Regions from separate parts of the Homo sapiens genome. Here region 2 is linked to region 1. Evidence: chromatin contacts called from ENCODE Hi-C or POLR2A ChIA-PET data. All regions are on one chromosome and are shown on one strand. The core of a region is the stretch at or near the end of the contact, and the rest is flanking DNA. Distances in the headings are between cores, read along the strand shown.

The links. Hi-C counts contacts between places; a loop is a spot of excess contacts on that map. ChIA-PET counts read pairs that join two places held with the same protein, here RNA polymerase II (POLR2A). Pooled maps may share reads with other maps.
Region 2: a loop to region 1 is called in a map of A673, with 2.9 times the contacts of the local background. The contact joins two enhancer-like sites. A Hi-C loop is called at or near these places in 1 of 168 maps with a recorded cell type or tissue (A673), 1 of 37 single-sample maps with no recorded cell type and 3 of 50 pooled maps. POLR2A ChIA-PET finds 5 or more read pairs at or near these places in 1 of 52 experiments (OCI-LY7).

What each region holds. Positions count from the first base shown.
Region 1 is chr19:18,467,814-18,471,067 of GRCh38, reverse strand. The region is part of intron 2 of ELL (elongation factor for RNA polymerase II); the gene reads left to right. Among named protein-coding and RNA genes, the nearest start is that of ISYNA1, 31 kb to the right of the region's middle. RefSeq lists silencers at 1,347-1,396, 1,437-1,546 and an enhancer at 1,710-2,347. Within about 2 kb of position 1,692, at least 13 of the 41 ENCODE cell types and tissues checked have a DNase peak (open chromatin) inside an H3K27ac peak, as active enhancers do.
Region 2 is chr19:18,983,922-18,987,726 of GRCh38, reverse strand. No RefSeq gene overlaps it. Among named protein-coding and RNA genes, the nearest start is that of HOMER3, 45 kb to the right of the region's middle. Within about 2 kb of position 2,211, at least 6 of the 41 ENCODE cell types and tissues checked have a DNase peak (open chromatin) inside an H3K27ac peak, as active enhancers do.

The DNA of each region.
Region 1 (3,254 bases), core at 443-2,942:
CATGTTGTACCTAAATCAATTTCTGTCCACAGCCTGAGAGCTCTGCACAGCTGGATGTGGGGATATGGACATGATGATCCATGGGCTTCCAGGTGCAGCCCAGGGTTCTGCAGAGACATGGAGCCTCTAGGAGACGTGTGTCTGTGTGTGCTGATAAAAAGATGCATTGCAAGCAGTGGGCTCAGACGACTGTGGGCTGGGGAGTCTGTAACCCTCAGGGCTGGCTGCAGACCTCCAGTAGGAGCTGATGGAGCAGTCCTCAGGCAGAGTTTCTTCCTCCTCCTGCCAAACCCCAGCCAGTTTCCCTCTTAAGGCCTTGGGCTGATTCGATGGGACCACCCAGACCATCGAGGGTCATCTCCTTTACTTGCTTTCAGTATCTGGTTTGTGGATGGTAACCATGTCCACAGAGTACCTCCAGGGCACCCCTAGACGGGATGTCATGGAATAATGAATCTCCAGGGGCTGCAGCCTAGCCAGTTGACACAACCCCACACTTCCATCAGCCCCAGTTGGGTCTTGTGGTCACCCTTTGGCCACCTCCTTTTTACCTTCCCCAGGACATTCTCTCAGGGGTCAGAGGTTGGGGGCAGGGGCGGGCTGGCCTGGGCTTGCTGCCAGAGCAGCCCCACAGTGCCCTCTGGTGTCCTACAGCAGTCACTCTGTGCCTTCTGCTGCTGCCTGACCACCCATGCCCCTCTACCCCAACCTGAGCAGTGGGGGGGCCCCTCATCCCCAACCCCCATCTCAGCGAGCCCGTCAGATGACACACTGCAGCCTGGCCATGGCCGAAGCACACAGTGGTGTCCTTGCGTGCAGCATGCCATGTGCCTTGACCTGGAGCCTAATAACATGTGTAGCAGGGGCCCAAGTCACTGAGAGAGACCTGGGGTGGCTACACAGCTAACCTCCTTCTAGAGACAGGGTTTTGCCATGTTGGCCAGGCTGGTCTCGAACTCCTGACCTCAGGTGATCCACCCACCTCAGCCTCCCAAAGTGCTGGGATTATAGGCGGGAGCCACCGCGCCTGGCCAGCTGCTTCACTTTAGTGGGCTGTTAGCTTTGGGGCTCTTGGTCCTGGGCCATGCTGCCGGCAGCCTGCCACAGAGCCTGCACTGGGCTCATCGTTGTCGGAACGCCCCCTGGATGGTGTTCCTTCATGGATCCAGTCAGCCAGCATCGCCCAAGCTCCTGTCTGGGGTCAGGTGGGGAGTGCAGCAGGCCCCAATTTGGGATGGATTTCAAAGGGAAGAGATGAACGGACTCTGGCAGGGACTTGAGCGGTGGTGGAAGCAACGCCCCCTGGTGGCCATGGTCAGGTCAGCGGGAAGGGCAGAGCGGGCCTTTGGGCCCTGCGGAAGCGCCTAGGATGAGCCCCTGTGGCCTGGGCTCTGTGTCTGTGAGCATGGACTAGTGCTTAGGTTTATGGCAACTCCTCCCCACACCCTATAACCTGGAGCCGGGACTGACCTCAGACATACCCAGACCTGCTGTGCGTGGGCCATCTGAGGGCCCCATGGCAGCCCACTGGTACGTGGGTCACTGGGCCCATGAGCAGTCCCCAAGGAGCAACCAAGACCCCATTCAGAAGGCTGAGCAGGGGCTGCGTTTCAAACCTTGTCCCAGAACCCGGGCAAGCTCTTGGCTAGTGCGAAGAAAGTGGCCGCATTCCTGGGCTGCTCCCATCCCGCTGGCTTCCCCACGGTCCCGGGCTGGTAACCATTAACCAGCAGCAAAACAGCCCGTTAATCAGAGGGCTCCATAGCGCTTCGTGTGCTAGGGGAGGCAGGGCCTGTGAGAACCTCGGTGTCTGGCTCCGGGAAACCTTTCCTAACACTCTCCCCACCTTCTCACCCCTGCATCCTGAAGGACGCCAACCGCCATGCCCTCTGTGTGTCTTCCCCTTTTCGCCAGCAGCACGACACTCTCCCGAGCATCAGCTTTGAGGCCTGTGTCACCCCCCTTCATGCAGCCCCTACTCCCCGCCACAGCTGCACACCTGGCCCTGGGCTCTGCACCTGGCCCCTGCTTCTAGGATGGAGTTTGGGGGGCAGATGTCTACACCTGTGTGGAAAAGATCCAAGCAGGGTGAAGGGCCACTATGAAGCCCCTACCCACAGAGAAGCAAGGTTGCTGGGCAGGCTCAGGCAGGGGGGCCCTGTCAGTGCTGACTGGGTGTACAGCTGCCCCAGGCCACAGGCAGTGGCCTGGTCTCACTGCCAGCTCTCTGCTGAGTGGCATCTCCCCTGAAGCCAGGGTGACAGAATGAGTCCTGCCAACCTGGGTGGAGCTGGGGTTTTCCTGGGACAGGGCTGCACGTGAGGGTGCCCAGCCCTTAGTCACTGTGGGGCAGGAGCCACTGGCAACTTGGGCCTCAGGCCAGGACCACAGGGGGCAGTGGGGGTTAAAGAGATGACAGAGGAGGGCGGGAGAGCCACCCAGGCCAGGCTCAGGTTCCCACAGCCACTCTTTTTGGTTTCCCTGGACGTGTGGTCCCCAGCTTCCCTGGCTGGCTCATTCTGGGTCACCATGTCACCTGTGCACCTGGCCACCACAGAGCCTCTCACAAACTTGAGCTTCCCTCATCCCAGCAGCGTGTTTCCAGTTTCTTGTATGAACGAGAATAAAAGTCACATCTGGGAAGGGAGGTGCAGGCAGGGCAGGGTGGCACCTGTGTGTGTTGGGTGAAAAAACACCTCAGTGGCGTCGAAGCAGGACAGATCTGGATGGCCAGGGTCACCCACATGGCTCTGGCTGAGGCTTCAGGGCGTGTGTGGTTGTTTGTGTGTGGGAGGTTGTGTTTCTGTGTGTATGGATTGTGTTTGTGTGTGTGTGTGTGTATGGATTGTTTGTGTGTGTGGGGGTTGTGTTTGTGTGGGTTGTGGTTGTGTGTGTGGTTATGTGTGAGTTGTGTTTGTGTGGCTGTGTGGGGGTTTATGTCTGGGTTGTGTTTGTGTGGTTGTGTGTAGGGGTTTGTGTGTGGAGGGGTTTGGTGTGGAGGGGTTTGTGTGTGGCTGTGTGTGTGGGGGTTGTGCATGTGTGGGTTGTGTGTGTGGGTTGTGTTTGTGTGTGGGGGAGGTTGTGTGTGGTGCTGTCGGGGTGGTTGTATGTGTGGCGCTATGTGTTGGGTATTGTGTGTGTATGGTTGTGTGTGGGGAGATTGTGTATGGAGGGGTTGTGTTTGTGTGTGGGGGGGATTGTGTGGTTGTGGGGGGTTGTGTGTAGGGAGATCGTGTGTGGAGGGGTTGTGTTTG
Region 2 (3,805 bases), core at 962-3,461, 520 kb before region 1:
CCCCCCCAAGGGTTTGGGGGATTAATCCCCATCATATGTTCGGGGGATTAAGGGCTGGGCAGAGGTAGGAGCCGGGGATGATTAATGAATGCTGGGGCTGCAGCCTAGGCAACATAGGGAGGCTCCACCTCTACAAAAAGAAACGTTTTTGTTAGCAGGGCATGATAGTCCCACCTGTAGTCCCAGCTCCTCGGGAGGCTGAGGTTGAAGGATTGCTTGAGCCAGGGAGCTGGAGGCTGCAGTGAGCTATGAATGCACCACTGCAGCCCAGCCTGGACGACAGAGCAAGACCCTGCCGCCAACCCCCAACACACACAAAAAAGAGAATTAAAGGAGCTCACAAAATTTCAGCCTCAAGGCCCACAGCACAGACCATATACTGAGATAAATCTGATCGTCATTGGCCTCTCTGGACTCCAGTGCTCTCATCCGGGGAGGATCAGCCCATTTCCCAATGGAAAAACTGAGGCCTGGGGCAGTCTGACTCCAGAGCTTGAATTCTAAACATCAGTATCCGGATTTCCAGTTGGTTTCATCTGATTTAGAAGCTCCCTATATACACACACTTGCGTACACATGGACACACCCTGTGCAACGCCATGTGCGAATGCGTGCACACATGCACATACATACACAGAGACATGCACACGTATGCACACAGACATACACACATGCATAGGTCTACACGGTGCTTCTATTTCCCACGAAGTCCATACTCATGGCCCTGAGAACTTTAACACTCAGGAATTGCGGCTCTGTAATGACTGGCACTATCCGCTTCCTTCACAGCCCAGGAGGGGGACCTCACGAGCTGAGCTTTTCTTGGCTGAATTTTTCTCCAGCGAATCCTCAGGTTGGACTCATGGGAGCACCAACTCCCAGTTCTTGCAGCTTGTGGCCAGGTGTGAAAAGGGGAGCGTTAGCCTCGAGATTTCAGCTTCCACGCCTTCATGACTTGCTTTTGCCAGGAGGAAAGCAAACCTTAAGAATTTGAATCCTCAGTCCTAACATGTCCTCTCTGTGCTGTGTAACCTGGGGCGGGTGATCCACATCTCTGAGTGTCAGCTTCCTCATTTGCAAATGGGGAGAACAGTAGCATCTACAGAAGGGTTCTTAGGAGCAGCACCCGCATGCTGTGAACTCAGACATCGCTGATCTGTTTCCATTGTTCTGTGTCAGTGGACCCAGTCCTTGAGGCATCCCATTGGCTGACTCCTCCTCCTTAAAACAAAGGCCAGGCGTGGTGGCTCACGCCTGTAATCCCAGCACTTTGGGAGGCCGAGGCAGGCAGATCACCTGAGGTCAGGAGTTCGAGACCAGCCTGGCCAACATGGTGAAACCTCGTCTCTACTAAAAATGCAAAAATTAGCTGGGTGTGGTGGTGCATGCCTGTAATCCCAGCTATTCCGGAGGCCGAAGCAGGAGAATCGCGTGAATCCAGGAGGCGGGGGTTGCAGTGAGCCGAGATCGCACCACTGTACTCCAGCCTGGGCTACAAAAGCAAAACTCTATCTATAAATAAATAAATGAAGTTTCCTGAGTCCTTACCTAGACCCCATGACATGATGAAAGGGCCTTGACTCCAGTGTCCTGGTCACAACGAGTGACTTTGGAAAATTCACTTCACTCCCTGAGGCCCCAGCATGCTCATCTTAAAATAAAGATGTTCCAAGCTGGGCGTGGTGGCTCACACCTGCAATCCCAGCACTTTAGGAGGGAGAGGAAAGAGCACTGCTTGAGGCCAGGAATTCAAGGCCAGCCTGGGCAACGTAACAAGACCCCATCTCTATTAAAAAAAAAAGAAACCCTAGCCGGGCATGGTGGCACATGCCTGTAGTCCCACCTACTTGGGAGGCTGAGGAGGAAGGATCACTTGAGCCCGGGAGGTCAAGGCTGCAGTGAGCTGTGATTGTACCACTGCACTCCAGCCTGGGTGACAGAGTATGACCTTGTCTCAAAAAAAATAAATCCATTTGCAAAGTGTAGCATCATTTTTGTAAAAATCTTGTAAAATGTAGACAAGCCCCCCGTATATGGCAATGTTGGGCTGTGTTTCAGCACAAAGATGGGTCTACTCCAAACCGGCCACGTGGTAGGGAAGCGTGTGGGGTCCGGGCAGGGGTGCCACCCCCCACCAACACCCAGCCATGTGCCTCCTTACAACCAGTTTGAAAGGAAAATCCACTGAAGAATGTTTAGAGGAAGTAAAAACAGCAAAGCACTTGCTGGCAGCAATTGTCGGCCTTTGTTTCGGAGGCAGCTGTGGTCTTAGGAGAAAAAAGGATCAGATTTGAACCAAGACAGTTTCTTCCTGTGTCAAATGGGGAAATAAGCCTGGCTTCCTCCCAGGGCCATTGTTCAAAGGCTGCTGTGAAAAACCCTCTGACATCTCCTTGGCAGAGGCTCTGATCGGCTTTTTACATCTTGTCTGTTCACTCATTCATTCATTCATTCATTCACCACACATTTTTATTTGTTGGTTTTCGTTTTGAGACAGGGTCTTACTCTGTCGCCCAGGCTGGAGTGTAGTGGTGCCATCTCGGCTTACTGCAACCTCCACCTCCAAGATTCACGCAATCCTCCCACCTCAGCCTCCTGAGTAGCCGGGACTATGGGCACGCGCCACCATGCCCAGCTAATTTTTGTATTTTTTAGTAGAGAGGGGCTTTTGTCATGGTGCGGTGGCTCATGCTTGTAATCCCAGCACTTTGGGAGGCCAAGGCAGACGGATCGCTTGAGGTCAGGAGTTTGAGACCAGCCTGGGCAAGACGGCAAAATTCCGTTTGTACTAAAAATACAAAAATTAGCCAGGCATGGTGGTACACACACATAGTTCCAGCTACTCGGGAGGCTGAGGCGAGAAGATCACTTGAACCCGGAAAGTGGAGGTTGCAGCGAGCCGGGATGGCGTCACTGCACTCCAGCCTGAGTGACAGAGTAAGACTCTGTCTCAAAAACAAACAAAAAATTTATCATCATTATCATTATTATTTTTAAGACGGCATCTCACTCTGTAGCCCAGGCTGGAGTACAGTGGCATGATCATAGCTCTCTGCAGCCTTGACCTCCTGGGCTGAAATGATCCTCCAGCCTTAGCCTCCTGAGTAGCTGGGACTACAGGCATGTATCACCATGCCTGGCCTGATTTACACCTTTTAAAAGAGCAGTCTGGAAGGGCAGGGCAGGAATGAAAGCAATTCTGAACTGTTCCATCTATACCCCTCGGTTCCAGCCCCATTTAATGGCAGGCACCTGTGCAGGGTATCAGGGCTACCCTGGGCTGCTGGAGCACCCTTTGCCTGAATGCCCACTGGAACCAGAAGTGCCTGGAATTGACATTCCCCAGGGTAACCCTGACAGCTGACGAGGGTGGGGTGTGAATAACCTAGCCAAAAGACACAGAGACATAGACCCCGTGTGCTGGCCAGCTATTTGGTAAAACAACCATTCTCTGGCAGTTGTCTGAAATGTGGCCTTAGACAACGTTGTAGGCTCCGTCTCAGCCCCGAACCCCATGGAGGTCACTTGCAAGGAACCCAGAGCAAACCTGTCCTTTCTGGCTTGGACGTCCCACCTGCCTACTCTAGAGCCTTTGACAGTTTCCCTGTTTCAGTCCAGAGATGTTCACCCTCTCCTTTCTGGCTCTCCACGTTCTTGGCAGGTTGTTGCAAGAGGCAGAGATGTCTGGGAGCAACTAAGTCCCTCAGAACGCAGAAAACCTTCTTCTTCTTCTTCTTCTTTTTTTTTTTTTTTTTTTTTTTTTTTTTTTTTTGAGACAGAGTCTCACTCTGTTGCCCAGGCTGGT